3 separate regions of the Mus musculus genome follow, and all the other regions are linked to region 2. A link is a loop called in an ENCODE intact Hi-C map of the cell type or tissue named here. Cell type or tissue: left cerebral cortex. All regions are shown on one strand. Region 1 holds the start of Gm38498 (a long non-coding RNA gene). Region 2 overlaps Nt5m (5',3'-nucleotidase, mitochondrial). Region 3 holds the start of Med9 (mediator complex subunit 9).

Region 1 (8,000 bases), 150 kb after region 2:
AGAGATCACGCCTGGCCCCATCCCTCCCCCAAGCCACCACAGACTGACTCTGAGGAAGGAGGGTACCCTTGGACCAGCTATCCTTTTCAATCCTAGGCTTAGCCCTGGGCATCAGTGGATGGCTCCCACCCTTCTCTGGGCTTTCAGGATAACTCAGCCTGAGAGAAAGCAGATCCCACATTTACCATTAGCACTTCCCATGGCCAGGGCTCAGCTCCACAGTGGGCTTTAGGGAGACCTAGCGGAGGATGCTTAGCCATATTTTCTTAGACCTAACGGAGGATGCTTAGCCATATTTTCTTAGGGCCAGAATCAGGGATGTCTGGCTGAAGAAGACGAAGGGTAGTCAAGCAAGGATGTGTGGGAATCCTTTAGGAGGAGTGAACAGAACATGCAAAGGTCCAGGGGCACACTGAGAACTGTCTGTCCGTGGTGATAAGTCGAGCTCCTGAAAGAGTGCCCTCTCAAAGCCAAGTCTGGGTCATGAAACCTCAGACCCGTAGTTCTCAAGCTGCGGGTCACAACTCCTTTGGGTTGAATACCACATATTGGATATTTACACAGTGATTTATAACAGTAGCAAAATCACAGTGATGAAGCAGCAACGAAAATAAATTTTAAGGTTGGAGGTCACCACAACATGACGAACTGTATTAAAGGGTCGCAGCATTAGGAAGGTTAAGAACTTACTCTCAGACTGTGCTACAGCAGCCAGGATCAGGGCAGAGGCCAGGGGCATGGCTGACTGGAGGAACACCAGCGCATGTAAGCCCCTGTGTTCAATCCTCAGAGAAGGAACAGGGAGGGAGGGAGGGAGGGAGGGAGGGAGGGAAGGAGGGAGGGTGCTGTAGTAGATCAGCCTGGTCTGCCAGGGATACAGATGAAACAGTAAAATCCTAAGACCTCACTTCCTGTGAAGCACCAGACTAATCTTATACACCAAGATGGCCAATCCCAAAATAACCAGGGAGGGGAGACAGCCTGGGCCCCATCCAGCTCGCATATTCTAAGATAACTGAAACCAGCACCTAGACCCATGGCATAGAACAACCCTCCCTCAGCAGGTTTGCCCAGCCTTCCTTTTGTTCTTTGGCACAGACTGTGAGAGACACTGTTTGGGGCATTTCATCCCACGATGCTGGGATGCTGGGTTCTAAAGTAACCCCGGTGCTGGAGGGATGGGCTCAGTGAGGAGGCTAAGGCTACTTCCAGCTAACCACACATCCACTGCACTTGAGCCAACACTGACAGTGTGCAGCGGTGTCACTGTTAAAGATCACCTGCAGCCCAGTGTGAAGCTGGGCTGGCATTGGTTCTGGAGGGCCACAGCCATGAGTACAGCTGAGACAAAGGAAAGGAGACTTGGGCGTGCCGGGGTACATCAGGTGGCCATCAATCAAAAGGTGTTAGTGTGTGAGCCTGGTGACACAACCCAGGTCTCCTGTCGTGTGACACCTTCAACTGCCTTGAGCTATAGCAACTAGCCAGGCCAGCCTCTGCAGCACAAAACAAGAGAAGACACCTGACCCCCCAAGTGCCAGCTCCCGGCCTAGTGGGTGGGTCATGTCCCAGGTGCCAGATTTCTATGCCAGATGGAGCAAGAATCCCAAACTGCCCACTGACTGTCCCTACCCATCACACTCACATGCACACTCTCACTCACCGACTTGCCTCCGGGAAACAACTTGGGTGGCTGGCCGGGAGGCAGGATCATCCCTCAGGGAACCCAAACCCCTCTTACCCGCTAACTTCACATCCCCCTGCAAGGTTCCCTCATCCCTCAGTGCTCTTCCTCTTCTAAAAAGCCCACCTCAAGACAGACAGCCATTCTACAGACCAGACAGACGCCTTATCCTCAAGCCTGACCTGGTGCTTGTGCTCTCTCCTAAGTGCCTCTGGGAGCTGTGTGATGAGCACACCCCTGGCTATCCTGCTTCTCTTCTGGTATCCACGCTTACCCATCTAGCCAAGTGCTCACTCCAGGAAAGCACAGTACTATCCCAAGCCAACTCACCACAGGCCAGGCCTGGGTAAGAGGGAGGTTTCTGCAGCTAGACAGACCTCAGTGCACAAACCTCACCTGACCAATGGAGTCGGCAAGGCCAGAGCCAGACTGCAAACCTAGGCTGCCCCAGTGGATGCAGAGGGAAAGCTGCTCTGGCATCAGAGGATCCCTCACGGAGACGAGTGGCAGTTGGCAGGCTGGGAGCAGAAAACAGAAGGTGTGGTAACAGAAGAAAGAAGGGCACCAAAGGGCAAAGGAACCAGGGCTCTTGCTGGCCGCCACTGGAGCAACACACCCCTGCCACCCTGCTATCCACTCCCGTTCTAGGTAACTCCTTCCTGTCAGCTCCCCTCCCTCACTGTCACCTCCTCCCTCAATGGCATCTCCTCTTCCTTGTCAAACCCTCCACTCTTATCATCTCCTTGTCTTAGGGTTTCTATTCTTCGAGGAAACACCATGACCAAAAAGCAATTTGGAGGGAAAGGGTTTACTTGGCTGACCCTTCCACATCGCTGTTCACCCTTGAAGATCAGGACAGGTACTCAAGCGGGGCAGGACCCTGGAGGCAGGAGCTGATGCAGAGGCCATGAGGATGTTACTTATTGGCTTGCTTCCCCTGGCTTGCTCAGCTTGCTTTCTGTCAGCCCAGGGATGGCACCAGGCACAGTGGCTGGAGCCTTCCTCCAATCACTAATTAAGAAAATGCCAGCCGGGCGTGGTGGCGCACGCCTTTAATCCCAGCACTCGGGAGGCAGAGGCAGGCGGATTTCTGAGTTCGAGGCCAGCCTGGTCTACAGAGTGAGTTCCAGGACAGCCAGGGCTATACAGAGGAAACCCTGTCTCGAAACCCCGCCCCCCCCCAAAAAAAAAGAAAATGCCTTACAGCTGGATCTCATGGAGACAGTTCTTCAAAACCGAGGCCCCTTCCTCTTTGATGACTCTAGCTTGTGTCAAGTTCACACCAAACCCGCCAGTACACTCCTCCTCCCTGTTACCCCCTCCTACACTAGGTACGTCCTCTGCTCTCGGTGTCTCCTATGTCACTGTCACCTCTACTCTCTTAAACTCATCTCCTTCCTCACTATAGCATCTTCTTCCTCTCCTGCTGCCTCTTCCTCACTGTTACCTCTCCCTCACTGTCACCTCTCCCTCACTGTGTCTTCCTCTCCTTCACTGTCACCTCTCCCTCACTCTGTCTTCCTCTCCTCACTGTCACCTCTCCCCTGCCTTCCCTTCCTCTCCTGTCATTCTCACCTCCATAGCGCCACCTACTGTCCAGAAGCCCTAAACTCCTTCCAAGGCACCTGTGCCACCAGGCCCACAGTCCCAGGACTCAAACATGCTACATACAGCACAGCAAGTTGTTCCCAAGTTCTGTAAGGACAGTCACCTTTCTCAAACTAGCTCCCCAGACACGGTGACCATTGCCTAGTCCCTCCCTGGAGGCCTTCAGGACAGCGTCCCAATTAAAGTGGGCACCCTCCTGAGCCGAGTTGGTACCTTCAGCTGGTATCTGCCTGCAGCTAGGCTTAGTAGTTGTGGGGCCCAGGTTGCCTGTGGGTAGTTGGTACAACCAACCTTCCTCAGAAGAGCATGGTATGTCCCTCAACCTTTAGGGAAGAGCAGCTGCTTCTGACCTGAGGGGTGGCTTGGATCTACAGCAACAAGAGGACACAGAAGGGAACTTGTGAGGAGCTCTGCCCTCTTCACACCAGCTGTCCTGACAAGACTCCTGTCCTGCTGACTCCCAACACAGGGCCCTGAGATGGACTGGTTCAGGATGGACTCTGTGATCCATCCCAGTCTGCCCTGGTGTCCAAACAGACTGCCTCCATTGGCTGCTGGCTGCTGTCAGCCATCTGCTCCATCTGGCTAATGTAACAAAGCTTGTGTGACATTTCCTCAAATAAACAGTCTGAGCTCAAGGCCACTGCTGGGATCCGGGCCCTGGCCTTCCAGAGCTCTGACCAGGCGAAACATGGCCACTGGAGCTTCACAGAGCCATCTACCCCATCTCTCCCGGGATCTGTCATAGACCCTCAAGTGCTTTCCTTCCCAGGTTTGCCCGAGTGAGTGCGAGCTCATGTCAGATGCATGCAGAATGTGTCCACTGATGCTACGCAGAAGGCCAGTGATGAGCCAGCCCATGCTCAGGAAAACAGCAGCTCTTCCAGGGCACCAGACACAAGTGTGAGCACTGAGGAGGACCCTGGCTGATCCGCTCAGATGCAAGCCAAGCAGCAGCTGCTACCTAGGACACAGTGCATGGCAGGCTGGGGACAAGAAGGGAAAGCAAGTGCTTTGGAGCACTCTAAGATAACAGGACCAGTGCTCCTCGAAGCTGGGCCAAGGGGTGCAGGAGATACAGAGTAGGCATTCAGACCACTTGGGGCACCGCATTAGCCTCCAGAGACAGTGTTGCTGACCTCTGCTGGGCAGGAGCCAGGGCCCCATTCTGCTTCATGCTGCCATCTGGGCCTCTAAAGTGGGCTGGCCTCCCAGCTCACCCTGGCTGCCTCCCCACTCCTTTCATATGCCACTCAAAAAAAAAAAAAATCAGCTCAGTCCCCTACAACTTTCCCCCAGAAACCCAGCACTTTCTTATGCAAGTGTTGGGTTTCGGTCAAAAGCCACCATTTCAGGCAGGCCTTCCCTGACTACCCTTCCTGTCTTTCCTTCTTACCTGCTTTGTCCCTAAAATGTTGGTTTGTATGTTTACTCACTCACTGCTCTTCCCAGGATGCCACTGTGCCAGGGTCAGGCCCACCTGCTCTTACAGATACTGTCAATCTCTAAGTATCTGGACAATAATGGACAAATCTCTTTGATATGGTTTGAACATGATTTCAATGTGTCCACTAAAGCTGGCGGACATGCTGAAGGCTTGTTTCCCGGCATGATGGTGTTGGGAGGATTGGAACCCTTAAGAGGAGCAAGTGTGAGGAGATTAGATCAAGGCAGGTCTCCCTGGGAAGAGTGGCACTGGTCCTGGAGAACTGTTATTTCTCTTGAGGGTAGATTCTTATTTTATTTATATGAGTACACTGTAGCTGTCTTCAGATACTCCATAAGAGAACATTGGATTCTATTACAGATGGTTGTGAGCCACTATGTGGTTGCTGGGAATTGAACTCAGGACCTCTGGAAGAGCAGTCAGTGCTCTTAATCACTGAGCCATTTCCTCCAGCTGGAGGGTAGATTCTTTTTTTTTTTTAAGATATATCTATTTATTTATATGATTACACTGTAGCTGTCTTCAGACACACCAGAAGAGGGCATCAGATCTCATTACAGATGGTTGAGAGCCACCATGTGGTTGCTGGGATTTGAACTCAGGACCTTTGGAAGAGCATGCAGGGCTGTTAACCACTGAGCCATCTCTCCAGCCCATGAGGGTGGATTCTTACAGAGTAAAACTGCCCACACACGCTTGGCCTCTTGTGCACGTGGCTATTTTCCTTTCTGGTTCTCCATTATATCTTAAGTTATTTAGGGAGACAGGATTCTGGCACCACATTGCTGGGGTCTTCCAGGGATTATGAACTAAACATCCATCTCCCTTCTACACAGCTCTCCGCACCAGTTACTCTGTTCAACCTCCCTAATGATGTGACCTTTCAATACAGATCCCCATGTTGTGGCGACCCCAAACATAAGATTATTTTTGTTGCTACTTCATAACTGTAATTTTGCTACCGTTATGAATCATGATGTAAATATCTGATAATACAGCATATCTGATATGCAACCTTTGTGAAAGGGTCGTTTAACCCCCACCCCCACCCCCAAAGGTGCTGTGATAAGAACTGCTGTGTTAAAGCAACAGAAAGGTGCTAAAATCCCCCTCCAACCTGATTCCTCCAATGAGAATGGCAGCGCCTTGCCATGCCACCTTGCTGAGTTGCCAGGCAGGAAGCCTGAGCACAGTGAGCCATGCCCAGGACTGCAGCCAGAAGACCCTGTGCCACCCTTTGAGCGTACCCCTGCTCACTGTGCAGTTTCCTGTCCCCACCAAGCACAGAGCTAGGCTTCCGGCTCCTGTCCTCCTGCATCCAGATGCCACCTCATCTCCTCTGCGCTGTGGCTGGCCCAACCGTAACACGATGCCATTTTTCTCATTCCAAACCGAGCATGAAGAGCTCACTCGTTCTTCCACTAATGACTAGACGTCTTTCCAAGGAACAATGCTTTTCAAAACGAGGTAAACCAAAATCGTATGACCACAAAAAATAAAAAGGAACCGCTTATGATAAACGCACAGACACTCGGCTCTCGTCTATTTGGGCTGTTGGGGCTGTTCCTGTGGATGAAACGCAGCTTCAAAATTAAGTGGGCAGAAACATATTGCTTCAAGGGTCAGTGGGAGATGAACAAAGGGAACTCAGACAAAGTACTCCCAATGCCCACTGCACTTGGCCAGCGGCTCTCCCTGTGCTCAGGCCACACTCTGGCAAATGCTAATCAGCCTAGGCCTCCTGGAAGAGAGAACACAGGCTCCATCCAGCTATGTAGTCCAGCAGCTTCCTGCAGGAGAGCCCTGTGCACACCACATCTAACGGAGAGTGAGTTAGGAGTGAGGTGTCTCCTGGCCAGGCCAGAAGCTTCTTTAGTGCCCTGGACTAGCTTCCTCTGGCTCCTTTAAAGCATCAGAAACATTCTCACATGGCTTGAGATCAGTGTTTGTCCCCTAGAGTGTCCTGCAGCCTGGCAGGCTGGCTCCTAGGCGTAGGACAGGTTAAGGGCACAGAGCACCATGTGTCTAGCTTTGCCAGAAGAAGGCTGTCAGGAAACCAGGGCCAGCACTGGCACACTCTAGCAGTACACTCCAAGGCCGTGGTTTCTCAGGAGCAAGGAGGTCACAGTGGTCTTGTCTGTCCTCTGTACCCCTGCCAGGAGCCCCCTCCTCAGAAGGTCCAGTATGTTCAGAACTGTAGGGACAAAACATTCAGAAGGTGGTGGCTCTGTGCCAAGCATCCCTGCCCTCACCCACCAGGTGGAAAAAAGGCCTAAGCCATAAACTAGAGAAAAAGAATACAGTGTTCCGCCCTGGTACAGCTGGACTGACAGTAGTCTAGGATCAGTGTGCTGATGCCACCAAGCACAGCCTTCTACAGACTAGCTCCCGGGCAATCACAGGATACCCCAGGCTCTGCCTCAGTGAGCACTCAGGCCTCCATTTCCACTAGTCCTTGTGTCATAAGCTCCCAGACAGCTCAGGCCCCCTAGTGAGAAGGTCGGCAACAGGTGGGAGGCCTCCCCCATGCAATACCCTAGGTCACCTTGACACCGGTCCCTTGGCCTCCACGAAAGTGAGAGTCTCCCCTCGTTCAGTGTGCACTCACTGAGTGCCACCCTGAGAGGGAAGAAGGGAAGAGGATGGTGACAGGCATGGTGGGAAGGCACTAGCCCACTGTCCGTGTGTCTGGCTTATGGTAGCAGTGATCCCACCGCACCAGCCTCAGCAGCTAGCCATTGTGGTGTGAGCGCAATGGTACTCACCACATTCCAGAAGAGTGGGTTGAACACAATGGTGATCACAGCCGCCACAAAGCTGGGCTCTGTGGGGTCCATGTAACCCAGCAGCCAGCTCATAACGAAGAGATCAGCCTGCAAGGACAGAGCTGCCATCAGCGGGAGGCCTATCTAGCAACACCCAGAAGCTGCCAGGACCTGTGAGCCCCCAGGATGCAAAGACTCCTGGGAAGATAAGGGAAGCTTGGGATATCCAAGTCCAGACACAGTCACTGCACTTAAGTCTCATAAAACAGAAGATAAAAGGCTAAAAAACTAGTCAGCCGTGTCAACTGTCATGAGAGTGCTAGGCTAATGGTTGCGGAGGTGCTCATGGGCACTGTATGCAGAGATCTGTGGCTCTGAAGACAAGATCCCAAGAAAGGAGTGACATTAACCCTGGGTGTGATTGATTTCCTCTTGGATGAGGGTTCTCAAGAGACTCGAGGAAAACTCAGGTGGCCAAAATACACAGGAAGAGAAG
Region 2 (8,000 bases):
CAGCTGGGAGCACATCCTCTTTACCTCCTGCCACAACTACCACCTGCAGCTGCAGCCCCCTCGCCGCAGGCTGCACTCATGGGCAGACGACTGGAAGGCCATCTTGGACAGCAAGCGGCTCCGCTGAGGACTGTACTATGGCTCTCTCGTGGTTCAGCATGGGGCTCACAGCTCACAACTGGACAGCAGGCAGCCCACTGAGGGTTATGCTGCAGTTCCCTGGTACTTCCTGGAGGATCCCAGTGAACACTTTGGTCAAAACAACGTCTGACACACTTCCCTTCTTCCCCTAGCCCAGCAAGGCCTTAACCTGATAGTTGGGACGGGGCTAGAAGAAAGATGCGTGTTCTCAGATAAGTTGGTCTGACCTCAGGCAGATGCCCCATGCCACTGCCTCTCACTGTGTGCAATAGGGGTTCTCTGAGACATGGAAGTACCCTGATCCAGGATCTGCAAGACGAGGGGTGCCAGGGACAGACAGATGACAACGGTTCCCCTGGCAGGCATGTAGGTACCTCTACTGTAGAATCTTGTCCAGCTTACATACTTAGTCTTTCTGGATTTCCATGGCCACCAGGCTCTTTTGGAGGCCACCGAGACCCTCCCTACGGTCTCTTGCTCTGGTGTTCTTAGATCCCATTAACAGCCCAGAAAGGAGTCAGCAGGTGTGAATATTTGTTGCCAATATGAAAAATAAATGCTACTCACACATAGCCTGTGCTGTGGCCTTCTCTAGAACCTGCCCCAGGATCCTCTAGTGTGCCATCTGCTTGTGATATAAGCATACGGGAGTCCCACACACTGATGAACAGGACAGAGGTGGGCATAGCTCACCCATGTGTACCTCATGTACCTCGCATGGTACCATATGGGGGCAAAGGCAAGATGGCCTGGATGGTGGCATTGCTGGCAGCCTGGTGGTTTCTTTTGGTCCCATTCATCTGAGGGAGGCACTGCTGCCTGCTAGCACCTTCTCTAACACTGCATTCTCTCCTCACCCTGCAGGTAGGCACAGGGCCTCGTCCCTACTCTTCTCCCAAGGCCAAGTTTCCAAAAGACCTAGAAATTGCTGTTACAACTGTAGCATTTGTTCCCTGTGAGCGGAACTTCTGGGTGGTATCACCAGACCAGCCACCTCACAACTGTCCTCTTAATAATTTGAAAAACAGTGCCCTTGAAGGTCAGTTGCATTCTCAAAACCCTGGCTTGAGATGGGCACAGTGACGCACACCTGTTTCCCAGCATTTAGGTTGATGCAGGAGTATTACTGTGAGCTCAAGACCAGCCTGAGCTATGTAGTCAGTCTAGACCAGTTACATTGCAAAACCCTGTCTAAAAACATTGAAAGCCAGCACCCAATTTGTTTCTGGGTGTTCACGCTGAGCCTTCACGCTGCCTTTTGGTACCTACGGCAGAGGATCTTCGGACTTCCTGGGGACTGGCTTAAGGAGAGAGAAGGACAAGAAGAGAGCCCTGGCTTTAGAGCTGGCCAGGGATTCCATTTCCCACCCTTTACTCTTAAGCACCCAGCTCCATCACCCAGGCTAGGTAGGGAGGTCTCCAACCAGACCAGAGAAGGATGGCCCAGGAGCCACTGCCTGCCCTGGGCTCCTCTGGATTTCACCATATGTGGCTTTCCATAGTCCTGCCCCATTTTTGTCCCTTGGACTGGTCAGGTGCTCTGCCAGTGTCTTACTGCAAACACATGGCAGTTCTGTCACTTGATTGTGGAACTCTGGCACAAGAAGGGCAGCATCTGGGAATGCCCTGACCCGTGCCTACTCCAGAGAGCCTTTACTCTCCTGATGCACAGATCACTGTTAAGCTACAACCTGTCCTTTCTTGTTCATCCCCAAGGTTACACATTAATATGGACATTGCAGTATAAAATATCTTCAAGCTTAAAAGCCCTGCAGTCTTACCAGTTCAAACACTTTTAAAAATTCAAAGTCTGTTTTAAATCTAAAGTCTCAACTATGGAATCCCATAAAATGAAATTTAAGTTGAATATGTATATTTTTTAAGAGGGAAGAATCAGGACATAGTCACAATGCGAACAAAGCAAAACAAAACTCCAGCTTTAAAAATGCAGTGTCAACGACTCAGTCTTCTACACCCCTTCTAAGGCTTGGGTCACTTTTCCAGCTCCACCCTCTGTAGCACACACAGCTTGTCTTATAGGCTCCAACTGGGTCCACTTCAGTGCTGCTGCTGTTCTTGGCGGTCCACCCATGGTCCTGACATCCAAGAATGCTGGGGTCTCCTGCTGCAACTGGCCTGCGCTTTTACCAGTAGCCTCTTCCGGGCTCTCTTCATGGTGCCAAGCCTCAACTTTGCCCATGACCTTTCAAACCAGGAGCTTCCACTGCTACTCCAGCTGTGCCTTCACTAGTGGCCTCTCAAGTGCCAGGCTTCAGTTGCTCTCCATGACCCCTTCACACCTCCAAAACCAGTAGCTCTTGGCAGACTCTTACCCATGACCAAGTTCAGGTGCTAACATGAGGTACAACCAGGGCCACCTCTGGAACAGCTTGTGTGCTGACTCAGGAAACACTTCCCAGGAGATTCCACCTCAGTGACGCTGGTCTCTTCTTAGTCACGGCTAATTTATCTCCAGCTGAGCAGCATCCATTGTCCCAGCCAAGCAAAGGTTTCACTTCAGCGTGTCTGGTCTCTTGTCAATCACAGCCGATTCTTCAGCCCAGCCGACCAGACACCACAGATTCTGCACACAGAAGGCCCGTGGAGTCTTTGCTTCCCTCTGGAACTTGACAAGCCATCACACCCTATTCCCCTGGCACTAACTTGTCTTCAGGTTTCTATCACTGTGATGAAACAGTGACTGAAGCAAGTTGCAGAAGAAAGGGTGTATTTGTCTCACACGTCAACATCCGTAGTCCACCACTGAAGGAAGTCAGAAGGAACACAACGGAGCAGGAACCTGGAGGCAGGAGCTGACACAGAGGCCATGGAGGGATAGCTTGCTCCCTGTAGCTCACTCATCCTTCTTACAGAACCCAGGACCACCACCATTCCAGAGATTGCACCACCCACAAAGGGCTGCCCTCCCCCACTGATCATTAACTAAGAAAATGCCCTACAGATAGATCTTAGGTGGATATTTTCTGGATTGAGTTTCCCTCCTTTTACTTAACTCTAGCGTGTCAAGGTGACATAAAACTAGCCACCATATCTGCTGAGGTTTGCAGCGCTCTCTGGGTTTCTCCCTCCTACCTCCTGCTCAGGGAGTTTGTGGTCTCTGGGGCCCTTCATGGAGTAGCCTGGCATCCAGTCTTCACTAGTCCTCCTATTTATACTAGGGTTGCTGAGAGCAGCATTTGACCAATCCTGTGGTGATCCAGGAGGACCAGGAGGCCCTCCTCACCAGTTAGGGACACTCTTAGGCAAGCTCCTTCAGAGCCCAAAGCTCTGCTACCCTTCCAACAAATGGTGCTCCCTGTCTGGGAGGCTCCACTGGGTATGAGAAGGCCCCAACTTCTTGTCTGTCCTTGCAGAGACATGGTGAGAGTTTTACGCACTGGATCCTTCTGGAGGTGCCCCAGGAGTCTGAAAGCTGTCCCCAAAACACAGGCATCAGTGGCTGCGTTTATCTGCTGGGATTCTGTACCCAGGGAGCACAAGGGCTGGCATTACCTCGTCGGTGCAGTCGAGGAAGAACTGCCAGTTAGATTCCTGAGTGTCGCTCATCAGACAAGTAGCTATCAAGCACCCATGGCTGAGGACTGGCAGGGGAAGTGGAAGCACCCACTCTCTCTCTCTGTGCCCAATGTTGTGCCTTCTTTTAAAAACGACTCTACAGGATAAAAATACATGGAAGCCACATATGAACAGCCTCCCCAGTGAGTGTCTCTGCGGTTTGAAAACTCCTTGATTAGATCTGCTACAGCTGGCTTGAATGTACAGACTAGGTTTCACAGAAGGTCAGTAACAACCAAGCTACTTGCCACTTAATGAACGCCTGCCTGCACAGAGGACTTGTGGACTTAATGCAAACTCCAAGAATCTATTAATTAGTTCCACTACTGGGCAAATTCTAGAGGTTCTCAACCTGTGGGTCGTGACTTCAGGTGACATATCAGATATTTACACTATGATTCATAACATCAAAATTACAGTTATGAAGTAGCAACAAAATAATTGTATGGTGTGGGGAGGGGTCACCAGAGCATAAGGAACTGTATTAAATAAAGTGTTGCAGCATTAGGAAGGTTGAGAACCACTGAGTGAAACAAATCTGACAGAGGAACTACAGTTTGTAAAGATGGCCACTTGATGGCGCCAGAGGACTGGCTCCAGAACCTTGGAGCCCTTTGTGCCTCCCTGAAGCCTGCAGTCATCCCTGGGAAGTCTCAGCCTGTTGTTCCCAGCCACCAGCATTTCTCTCTGACCTAGGCACCTTCTGGGCTGGGTCTTGGAACCTCAGGCACTGTTGTCTGAGCACTGGGATATGACTCACATCAGCTGCTCCCCCCACTGAGAAGGGCCTGGCATTATTGGATGTGTGAGTCTCCAGGCTCAGCCAGTGCAGTTCTTCCCTACACAGGCCCCATCTCCAGCCTGGAGCCTCTGCTTTCCGACCCCACTGACCCAGGCCCTGCCCTGCCCTGCCAGCGATCATCCTCCCAAGTCCCAGCCTTATGACAACTTACAGTCCTAACTCCACAGGACTCCGGAGTCCTAACTCCACAGGACTCTTATGCAAGGAGAAGAGAGTCTAGGGAAGAGGACAGAAGACCCCAATGCTTCCTGAGCCTATGCTGTGTGCTGCGATATCATAAATTTCCCCAAGTGACTATGAAGCAAGGTTAAGATAAAAAGAGGAAAGGTTTATTTTTGGTTTATTAGGGACTAAGACCAAAGCTTTCAGCCCACAGTCTGTTGGTCCTTTTGCTGTTGAGCCTGGGATGAAGAAGAGTATTATGGTGGGGTCACTCAGTGGAGCCAGTGTTCACTCTGTGCCTGAGGTGTGAAACGACAAGTGTAGAGGAGGGATGAGGGTCCCTTTGAGTATCCCTCCCAATGACCTAACTTCCTTCCCCTAGGCCCCATGCCCTACAGGCCCCCCCATATTACCTTCAACACATGGTCTTGCAGGGGGTGGTGATTTTACAATAAAAGCTAAGACCCACACTGACAGACTAAGCTGCACTTTCCCACCACCAAGCACACACACAGCCGAGCAGAGAACACAAGTGTGCTGTGTCTGTTTAATTTTTTCTGCTGTTTGTTGTTTTTGTTTTTCAAACAAGCTTTCACTATGTAACCCTGATGTCCTGGGATTCACTCTGTAGACCAGGCTGGGCTTGACCTCAGAGATCCACCTGCTCTGAACACAACACCCAGCACAAGGTCTGTTTTGTGGGGGTAGGAAGAAGGTGTGGGTGAAGCAGGCAGTGACATCCAGGGACAATGACAGTTTAAGCAGAGTCTGAGGTATTGTTGGTGGGATGCTTGCTGGTCTGCAAATGGAGACAGCAGGGGCAAAATGACACTGTGGTGTGAACCATAAAACCATAAGTACACTTAAGCCTGAGTAATTCATGCTGTGTGCGTGCGTGCGTGCGTGCGTGCGTGCATGCGAGTACATGCGTACATGCCTGCCTTCATGCATGGATTCTGGGAGTGAGATGTGGTCATCTAGGCACCACTGAGTTCATCCTATGGGAAAAAGGGATTAGACATCCCAGGAAGGGAAGAACCAAAACAGAAATGGAGCAACAGCGGCAGGTGCCAAGAAAGGAACTGAGGGACCTGCAAGCAGCTTACGGTGAGGGAAGGTGCAGGTCGCCAGTGGGAGCAGAGAAGTAGGAGCCAAGGCCAAGGCCAAGGGAGGGACCACAGATACAGGAAGGAGAAAGGAGAGCAGAGTAGCCCCAGTTCCTGAGAGGAGACAAACCATGCCACTGGGGAGTGAGAGGCCCTTCCCTTGCAGGACTCACCCCTGCCCTTTGGTCCCACATGGAAATCCTCCCGTGGGTGGACTCTCCCCCTACCCTGCCCCGACATCCATGCACTTTTCTTCCTGCAGTATGTAGTAATCTGTCACCCATTTAAGGTCCTGGAGTGGGAAAGCTCCCAGGAGCAGGAAACCGCCCCTCATACAGGGTCCTGTCCCTGCTTTCCTAGCAGGTTTAAATTCTCTAGACCCTCCTTTTCCTCCTGCTAGGGATGTTGCCAGCAGCAAGCACATTTCAGCAAAACACATTCAAACCAAGCAAGGGACTTAAGATAGCAGGAGGCTTTTCTTCGGGACCTCTCTGTAGAGGGGGGGGATGCCTGTAAGCCTCAGAGCCTGCCATGCATTTACAGGGCTGAAGCGAGTGGGGAAGAAGGTTGTAGACTTTTCTGGCCTGCAATAGGCCAGTGCTGGGGTGACTGGTGAGGTAAAGAACGGTAGATGATTGATAAGTGCCTCAGGGGGAGGGCGAATGTGATCAAAATACATTGCATGGAATCTCAGAGAATTACTAATGTTCTATTTTAAAATAGATTCCCATCTCTTCTGGCCATTGTCTGCTCTGCAGGGGTGGGGATGGGAATCACGCAGGCAAGTTACTTTAGTTTTGGAGTACTAATTATGGTAGTTAAAGGAAATAAATTACCACAATTTAACCGAGGTGGGGGAGGGTTTTTAAAAATGGCTTGGTCTTGGCTATCAACCACAGTGGATGACAGGCAGCTGGCTCCAAAGCAAGAGAAGTGGACACAAGGACCAGGAGTTCATTCGACCAGAGTCAGAATTCAGAACAGGTGTAATAATGCCGTCTGTGCACAGAACAGAGTCCTGGGTGGTTCAAGACTCACAGTGGAGACTGGGACAGTTAGAACCTGAATCATGACTAAAGGCCTCGGGAAATGGGCTGAGCCGAAGCATAAATACTTCTGAAGAGATGAGCAGTCAGGGGCCTGAGCTGAAGACTTCTAAACTACACACAAGGAGGCGGTGGGAAGAGGAGGAGACAGGGAAGTGTCTTTCTTACTTCACAAGAACACGCCCCAAAGAGCACAGAGCTGACCCTCACGGTGCCCCAGTACCCTGAGCCAGGGTTGATGTATGAATAGAGATTTTATACTGGACAGATATGTTGAACATTTACAATCTGAGGACAAAATAATTCTAAGCCTTTCTAGACCACCACCACCACCCCCCAAAAAAAGAAAGAAAAAAGAAAATGAGATACATATCTTCAGAATCCGAAGGAAAATAATTTCAGACTCAACCTCTGAATATAGCCAAATATAGGGAAAATCCCCCTGAGGGATGGAGAGATGGTTCGGCATTTTGTTTGTTTTCTAAGACAGGGTTTCTCTGTGTAGCCTTAGCTGTCCTAGAACTCGCTCTATAGACCAGGCTAGCCTGGAACTCACAGAAATCTACCTGCCTCTGCCTCCAGAATGTGTCTAAAGGTGAGCAACACCACAACCCAGTAAGATGGCTCAGCTTTGAAGAACTTGAACTGCTCTTCCAGAGGACCTGGGTTCGACTCTCAGCATCGTGTCAGGTGGCTTACAACTTCCTGTAACCCCAGCTCCAGGAGCATCCCAATCTTCCAGCCTTTGTGGGTGCCTGTACCCACTTGAACATACCTACACACACACACACACACACACACACACACACACACAAGTAATACAAGAAAAATGAATGTAGAAAAACATGAGAGTGGAACTATGTGACCTTGTCAGTTCCTTTTTTTCCATTTTTAAATTTTTACATGTGAGTGTTTTGTCTGCATGTATGTCTGTGTACCACATGTGTGCCTGGTGTCCACAGAGGCTAGAAGGGGGCATTAGATTCCCTGGGACTAGATTCATACATGCTTGTTAGCTGCCTTGTGGATGCTAAGAATCTGAATCCAGGTCCTCTGGAGGAGCAACCAGTTTGTGCTCTTAACCCCTAAGCCATCTCTTCAGTTCCTGATAAGGTTCCTTTTTGAAAGAGTTACCAACTCTTAAAGTTATAAACTCTAACAAGAAGG
Region 3 (8,000 bases), 68 kb after region 2:
TTTGTCTGACAAGTGAGAAGAGACAAGAAGACAAATGAAGATTTTTTAAAGGGGGTTATTAGAAGGGATGAAGGCTTTGGGGTGGCTGGAAGACAGAATAATTGGATGACCAATAATTTGTATGAAAATGTCTTGGCAAAACCTCAGGAGGATATGGTCTGGGAACAGCGATGGGCCACTTCAGACACAGTTGGTTCCTGGAAGGGTCTGCCTTGCTTGCATCCTACCAGAGGCTGTTTGGTGATTTACAGGGACACGAGTTAGAAATAGCAAAAAGGATAACAATGGATAAAGAGAGATTTTGGGGGGTCTAAAAGGAATAGAGTCTGATAGGCTCCCACGTGAGTGTTTCTGGGAGAAGTCTGGATGTGGAGTCTCTGGTAAAGAGAGGTGACTGAGAGGAACAGAAAGGGAAAAAAGAAAATGGCCTTCAGAGTACCTCATTAATGGTTTTTAACATTTTTGTTTGTTGGTAATAGTTTTATACTGGGTTAAACAATAACTTCACTTGGTTTTGTTTTGACTTGACTACCAAAACCCTGAAAGGAGCTGGGCAATGGTGGCGCAGGCCTTTAATCCCAGCACTTGGGAGGCAGAGGCAGGCAGATTTCTGAGTTTGAGGACAGCCTGGTCTATAAAGTGAGTTCCAGGACAGCTAGGGCTACACAGAGAAACCCTGTCTGGAAAAACAAAACAAAACAAAACAAGCCCTGAAAGGAGCCATGCCTCACATCCGCGGTGCATGTTGTATTCTCCAGGAGAGGGCAGATGCAGACCATTTTTCCTTTTTTTTTTTTTTTTTTTTTTTGGTTTTTCGAGACAGGGTTTTTCTTTATAGCTCTGGCTGTCCTGGAGCTCACTTTGTAGACCAGGCTGGCCTCGAACTCAGAAATCCGCCTGCCTCTGCCTTCCGAGTGCTGGGATTAAAGGCGTGCGCCACCACGCCCAGCTCCATTTTTCCTTTTTAAGATGAAATCCTAGGTGAATAATAATTAAGATGATGTTTTAGGAGCTTTGGCCGTTTTCTTTTTATATTTTACTTGAGATTTATTTTATGTATGGTGTGTGGGCGTTTTGCCTGCTTTGTGTCTCTGCATCATTTGTATGCCTGGTGACCATGGATGCCAGAAGAGGGCATCATATCTCTCAGACTAGAGTTACGCACAGTTGTGAGCTGCCTACATGGGTGCTGGACTCAAACCAACATCATCTGGAAAAGCAGCCAGTGTTCTTAACTGCGGAACCCAGAGCACATTTCAATCTGCTGTCAGCCTGGGTTTTCCACATCCAAGTAAAAATATCTTTTATATTATCTCACACATATCATGGTCCCAGGTATTTTATAGGCTTCTTAGTATGTTTGTATTCTATAAGGAGATCACAGACTGGATGATTGATAATGAACAGAGATTATTTACATACACAGTTGCTGATCTGAGAAGGTCATGATCAAGGGGCCATGTTTGGCAAGGGGCTTATGTTTCTGTCGTAATATGACAGCAGATGCTGTATAACTTGAGAGCAAGAGGAGGGAGACCTTGCTTTTATAGCAAACCTGTTCTCTTCATAGGAATTCATTCCTAAAGGAACATGAATCCATTCATGTTACTCAACTCATAAAGGGGCCACCCTCTTGACCCTGGAGTTGTTTCTTAAATACGAACTTTGGGGGCACATTCCCACTATAGAAAATTGTAAAAAACAAACAAACAAAAAAACCAAACCAAACCAAACCAAAAACACCTGCTCAGCGTTCCTCTTTTGCTATGGAGGTAGTCAGAGAGTAAAGTTACACAATGGTTTAAAGTCATATCATTCCCAGGAGGTGAAGCCTGGCTTGAAGGCAGGCAGACTACCTCGAGCCTGACCTCTCATCCACAGGCCTGATGGGACAGGGTACCCTGTGAAGCCATGGAAACCTGCCCAAGACACTATAGTGGCAGCTTAACTGGATGGAGACTCTGACTCTGCCTATACCTCAGTAGCACCCTCCTTTTCTGACTTAGATCAGAATGGCTGTACACACACACACACACGTATTTGCAATAATCAGCTTTAAGGAAGCCAGAACAGGGAGCAGTTTTCTGAAAGCTGTTTGCCGTGATGTGAAGTCAGCTCTATTCTTTGTCACTAATTATATTAACTATTTTTAGGGCAAACTGTCAATGCACCATACTTATTCATGCTTCCTACGTTATCAATTTGTTTTGTTTAGCCATATCTATTTATATCTCAAGAGCTTTTTAAAGAGATGCCCTCATTCTGCCAAAGATAGATTTGGGACTTGTAATTAAGTTATAAAACACATTAAGGGGGGAAAGATGATGTTTGGTTGCTATGAGGATAGTATCAATGGCTACTAGATGCTTTTTGAATTCTGAATAAAAGCTCACATTAACATTTTGAATCAAAAGTTACAGATCAGGGAGGAGCCTGGCATCACATACCTGTAGATTTTAGACATAGACTTGGTGTCAAGGAAGCTCTGTGGCTTTGTGATCCTGGGGCTGCTATTATAGCCCTGTAAACTTTTGTTTCTTTTTCTATAAAATGGAAAACTAAGATATACCTTCCAGAGTTTCTCGGTGGATTAAATGAGGGTTTTAATGGTTTCTCGTCACTTTCATTCCACAGTAGTAGTGATAGCTACTGTTTGCTAACACTGCCGTTTTACCATGCATTCTCCCAGATGTCTCCAGAGGTGTCTTCAAGTCTTTTCTGGCACACCTGGTTCCATCTTAGACCATTCTCTTCTCCCTTCTTCCTCAGGAATCATGGCCCTTCCCCTAAGGTGGAGAGGTCCTGGGTTAGAAGGAAATCCTACAGTTTCCTGCAGTGAGAAATGTTCTTCTAATCAGACACTTAGTTCCACAGGGGCCTGTATTCCCTAACTCCACTCCCCCCACCCACCTTTCCCTTTGGGTGATTAGCCCATTGAGTCATATTGAGAAGTTGTGTTCCCACTAATGGGATGAAATGCACCTAAGCCTGAGATGGAAGAAAGTGGCCATTTTGTTGAGTGTTTCTGCTATCTTATCTTGAGTTCTGGTGCACTCATTTTCAAGAAATAAATAAATCACCTTGTTTCACTTTGTTTCTGTCTTCTTTTGAGCAACACTGAGATTATTCTTTTCCTGACAGTGCCTCTGTTTAGAGAACTATCTGCAGCTCTGAAGAAAACAATTCTGAGACCTGTAGCTAAAAAACCTGAAAACACCATTGTGAAGTTCCACGTTCCTGCTTCTTTTTGTTTCTGAGATGTGGGCTCCTGGCCTCTCTTTACTGACATGGTTCCTGTCATCAAAGACAGATGTCCTCTCCCAGTTGACAGCTTCCCTAATCCCTGATTTTTGTTAGTCAGAATCAGAATTACTGCTACCCTTGTCCAGAAAATTTTTAATGGAGCCCATTTGCTTGAAATGAATAAATACAAGCCTATCGTAAAGTTCTCCTATTTGGTCCAAGATCTTAGTCTTATATACGTATGTAGTCTGGCACCTGCTAGATGCATACCAAATGCTTGAAGAACGATTAGTTTTCCCCTTGGCAGCCGTGTGGAACTAGTTTGTATGGCCTGTTTTGCTGTCGCCAGTCTGGGGCCCTCCTGGAGGCTAGCATGACACAAAGACGTGTAAGTCCTTGTCATCTGGATGCTCGCTGCCGCAGAGCCTCAGTTTCACACGGTGCTCACCAGCGTCATCCGTTCTTCCTGCCAGTCCCGGGGGTCCTCGTTGGTGTTTTGACCTCTCTCTGTCATGTGAACTAGAAAGATGACTGGAGTAGATTCCCTAATCCTGACTACTCAATTTAGCTTTCCCGACACCCGTCGCCTAGCAACGCCCGCCCGCCTACGCCCAGGGCGCAGACTCAGAGTTTTTTCCCGCCCGGCCTCCCCGGGCGCGCAGTTGTGACGCAAGCACCCAGCGCCCCTCGGCAGCTGCTGGACTCCTGGTGCTATGGCTTCCTCTGGGGTGGCGGGTGGGAGACAGGCCGAAGATACGCTACAGCCACCGCCCGAGCTGCTGCCGGAGTCCAAGCCGCCACCACCGCCTCAGCCTCTGCCGGTCGCTGCGCTCCCGCCGCCGGCGGCTCCGCGGCCTCAGTCCCCCGCTGGCGCGAAGGAGGAGAATTACTCCTTTTTGCCGTTGGTTCACAATGTCATCAAATGGTAAGGGTCTAGGAAAGGTTAAGACACCACTTTTTGCGACTCTAGTGTCCCTGGTTCCGAGCTGCCAAAGCCCGTGGGCTCTGGACCACGCCCCATTTTCCCAGAGGGCCCACGTTGTCAGGCGCCTTAAGAGTTACACTTTACTCCCGGGTGAAGCCCACGTACTGATCAAATGCATAGATAGGTTCTGCAGTGTCCCATCCCAGATCCTGCAGTGACTTGGGGATGGGTCTTAAGTCCTTACACATAGCCCGAAGGCAATTTTATACAGTTGTTTTAATTCGCCTGCGTTTTGACTGTTCGCATGAAGCCCAGAGCGGAATTTCTCACTTGTGGCATTATATGAGCCCCGAAAAGTGTTCGAATTTTGGTGGACCTCAGACGTTCAGACTCGAGATTCTCACCGTGTACACAGTTTAGTACCCATTTCAATGCGAGGCATCTTACCTGTGTGGGCTCTGTTAGGTACTAGGGTTGTACACCGTAAAGAAAGGAGCAGCCATTTACCCTTACAGGGCTTAACGGTTACAAGCAAAGAAAAACAAACAAACATTCTTAAAAGTGGAGAGATGGCGCACACCTTTAATCCCAGCACTTGGGAGGCAGAGGCAGGCGGATTTCTGAGTTCGAGGCCAGCCTGGTTTACAGAGTGAGTTCCAGGACAGCCAGGGCTATCCAGAGAAACCCTGTCTCCAAACAAACAAGTGGAGAGGGGAGAAGTGATGCTAGGAAACATTTGAAACGAAGACACAGAAGTTGCTCTGAATGATTGTGTCCCACTATTAACTTTATTCTAATAATTCTAATAGAATATACAAGGATGTATGGTCTTTTAGGCCCAAAGTCTCCAGTCTCCATGATGGCCTATGTTTTTGCTCACTCCATATACGCTTGGGTCATTTCCAAGAGGTACACTTTTTGGTGCAAGCATTCTCAAGTGTGCTTTGATAAACTTAGGTGACGCGGAACAGTTACTGCCTGGTGCCTCTTTGTGCAGTCAGGATTCTTAGCAACACTGGGAGTTGGACAGGTTGGTGGGTAAGAGCACTCGCGGTACAAACGGCACAAGGATCTGAGTTCCAATCCTCAGCGTCCACATAAAAAGCCAGTCATGGCTGCTCGTGCCTGGAGCCCCAGCGTCCCAGCGCTACAGACAGATCTCAAGAGCTCTGGCCAGGCTGCCTGGCTGACACTGTTAACTTCCTATTTAATATGAGACCCTGTCTCTAGGCAACAAGGCGAAGCGCTACAGTATAATACATCCATAAACTAGTGACATCATTATTTATTATCATTATCAAGCATTAAGAACTACCTGTAATTGTATAGGTAATACTTTTTATCCATCAGGCAGTATACTTTTTTTTTTTTCACACTCTTGTGAGTGGCGCATTCTGCTGCAACATTACCACAACTACTTTGTCATTAGGCAAAGGAAGGTTTTGGTTACATTATAAGCATTAGACAGTTACTGAATATATGATCTGGCATTAATCAGGTTATTTAGCACATACCTGTATAGCCACAGGACACTAGGTGCAAACCTCTGAATTTCTTCTAAACCATTAGATACTAAAAGTAAATTAAGACAAGATTACAGTTCCGGTCACATTTAGGAACATTGGCAAGCCCTCTTGCTGGAGCTGAGGCAGTCTGGGTTTCTTGCTCTGGTGGTTTGGTGTTTGTCTTAGGACTGCTACTGCTGTGCTGAAACACTGACCAAAAGCAAACTGTGGAGGAAAGGGTTTATCTGACTTACACTTCTGTATCACTTTTCCTCACTGGAGGAAGTCGGCAGCAACCTGCAGGCAGAGGCTGATGTAGAGGCCATGGAGGAGTGCTTTCTTGCTCAGTGCGCTCTCTCTTCCTTTTTTATTGTGTTTGTTTCTCCTTGTATTCCTGGCTGTTCTGGAACTATTTTTAAGCCAGGTTGGCCTCAAATTCAGAAATCTGCTTGCGTCTACACCCCTACGTACTGGGATTAATGTCATGAGCCACCACTGCCCAACTTCAGCGTGCTTTCTTACTCTAGTAAGACCACCAGCCCAGGGTGACTCCCCACAGTGGGTGGGGCCTCCTCACTGTAATCACTAGTTAGGATGCTCTTCAGGCTCGCCTACAGCATGCTTCTGTGGGAGCATTTTTCCAACTGAGTTTCCTTCCTCTCTGCTGACTCTGTGTTAAGTTGACATAAAAGTGGGATAGCACAGCGCTCATCTGCCGCTTTTCAAATGACTGCAAAACCTTGGTTCTCACGTTCACTCCTCTCTTGGCTTCAGACAACGTGAACCTCCCGTATGCAGGGTAAGGCAGACTGTCCCCTCTGTGTTAGCTGTTGGCAAATACATTATGAGATGGAAGTGAGGAAAATAAAAACCATCTCAGGGCAGTGCTGGAGTACTGGTTTATTCAGAGTAACTTGCAAACATTAAAAACATGGGAAATCAGAACACAGATGTATACACATTCACCTATACCTCAGGAAGGATCCTCCTGACCCGGAAGAGCAGTTGGGTTGGGCCAGCCTCAGTGACAGGAACACGATGTGAAGTCAGAGGGTCTGAGGTCAACTCTCTGCTGAAGCTTGCTTTATCATCTTTGTAAATAGTTTTCCCAGGTGGTAATTTTCTGTCTCGATACATCAGTAGTAGTTTGATCTCAGTGGTGGTGCACACCTTTAGGCCCCAACACTCAGGCCACTGAGGCAAATCTCTTGAGTTTAAGGCTAACCTGGTCTACATATCTACTTCCAGCCAGCTAGGAACATTAGGTTCAAACCTCAGCTCTGTGACTTATGACTAGGTAGGCTTGGGCCGGTAGCTCACTTCTCATAGAACTGGGAGATACTCTAAAGTGCAGACCTGTGAAAGATGGCAGGGTGATCACATGGGCTTGTCTAAAGGACCCACAAGGAATTTTTTTATTTAGCATGTAAGAACTGGAAGGACGAGCAATGATTGCCAGAAAATAGCTGGCCAGAGCTACCTTACCTACTGACCCTGAAGCATCAGCCTTGGCCCTGGTCTTCACACCCCAGAGCCTTATAGAAACCTCTGCAAGCAATATGAAAGAAGGTGGGCTAAGATCAGGGAAAAGTCAAAGGACATGCCCACCCTCTTCCACCTCGGCAAACAGTGAAATATTGCTCTGCCCAGAATTGATCCTTTAGAGCCGTGGTTCTCACCCTTCCTTTTTTATTTTTTATTTTTGGTTTTTCAAGACAGGGTTTCTCTGGCTGTCCTGGAACTCACTCTGTAGACTGGGCTGGCAGAAATTTATCTGTCTCTGCCTCCCAAGTGCTAGTATTTAAGGCATGTGCCACCACTGCCCAGCATTCTCACCCTTCCTAATGGTGCAACCCTCATGTGGTGACCTCCCAAATGTAAAATTATTTTGGTGGTACTTCATAACTGTAGTTTTGCAACTGTTATGAGTCATAATGTAAATATGTGATAAGCCCCCAAGAGGGTCGGTCCTGACCCACAGGTTGAGAACTACTGCTTTAGAAGGACGAGCCAGAGTCAACGTGGGACATGTATCATACTGGGAAGGGAAACAAACTTAAAACAGGGGTTATGACCTCCTTGGCCACTCCTCGCTCTGTGGCTGCTAGCCTGGCAGAGAGAATAAGGTGCCTTCCCTTAAGTGTCTGACTAGCAGAAGAGAAAAGACACTGGGAAAGAAAAAGTCCCTGGGGAGAAAAGACTTCTTTCTCCAAGAAAAGCCAGGTCCATTATCTTACAAGAGTTAAGATACTACTACTACTACTACTCGGCACCTTTAATGTCCACTTGCAAGGATGTGACTGACAGTGCTGGCCACTAGGCATGTA

Evidence for each region. Hi-C counts contacts between places; a loop is a spot of excess contacts. Peaks named below come from ENCODE experiments on the same cell type or tissue, not always from the same donor. Only the 100,000 strongest peaks of a DNase experiment are listed, where the experiment ranks them.
Region 1: it touches region 2 in a loop (8-fold over the local background); 35 of 42 quality-filtered maps call a loop at or near these places.
Region 3: a loop joins it to region 2, with 2.7 times the contacts of the local background. A loop is called at or near these places in 8 of 42 quality-filtered maps.

What each region holds. Positions count from the first base shown.
Region 1 is chr11:60,024,209-60,032,208 of GRCm38, forward strand. It overlaps Pemt (phosphatidylethanolamine N-methyltransferase), which reads right to left. Exons shown (of 7, transcript NM_008819.3): 2 at 7,505-7,612. The coding sequence starts at 7,597. Gm38498 (a long non-coding RNA gene) reads right to left here and starts at 2,746. Exons shown (of 3, transcript XR_879899.1): 1 at 2,081-2,746. In left cerebral cortex, a CTCF peak has its summit at 3,291 (motif pointing left); DNase peaks (open chromatin) are centred at 3,282, 4,362 and 6,462; H3K27ac peaks cover 57 bases.
Region 2 is chr11:59,875,821-59,883,820 of GRCm38, forward strand. It overlaps Nt5m (5',3'-nucleotidase, mitochondrial), which reads left to right. Exons shown (of 5, transcript NM_134029.2): 5 at 1-713. The coding sequence ends at 127. Among named protein-coding and RNA genes, the nearest start is that of Nt5m, 32 kb to the left of the region's middle. In left cerebral cortex, a CTCF peak has its summit at 4,285 (motif pointing right); a DNase peak (open chromatin) is centred at 4,322.
Region 3 is chr11:59,944,311-59,952,310 of GRCm38, forward strand. It overlaps Med9 (mediator complex subunit 9), which reads left to right and starts at 3,904. Exons shown (of 2, transcript NM_138675.3): 1 at 3,904-4,168. The coding sequence starts at 3,957. Med9os (mediator complex subunit 9, opposite strand) reads right to left here and starts at 3,837. Exons shown (of 2, transcript NR_045273.1): 1 at 3,514-3,837; 2 at 2,582-2,786. In left cerebral cortex, a CTCF peak has its summit at 3,923; a DNase peak (open chromatin) is centred at 3,859; H3K4me3 peaks cover 1,651 bases; H3K27ac peaks cover 1,307 bases.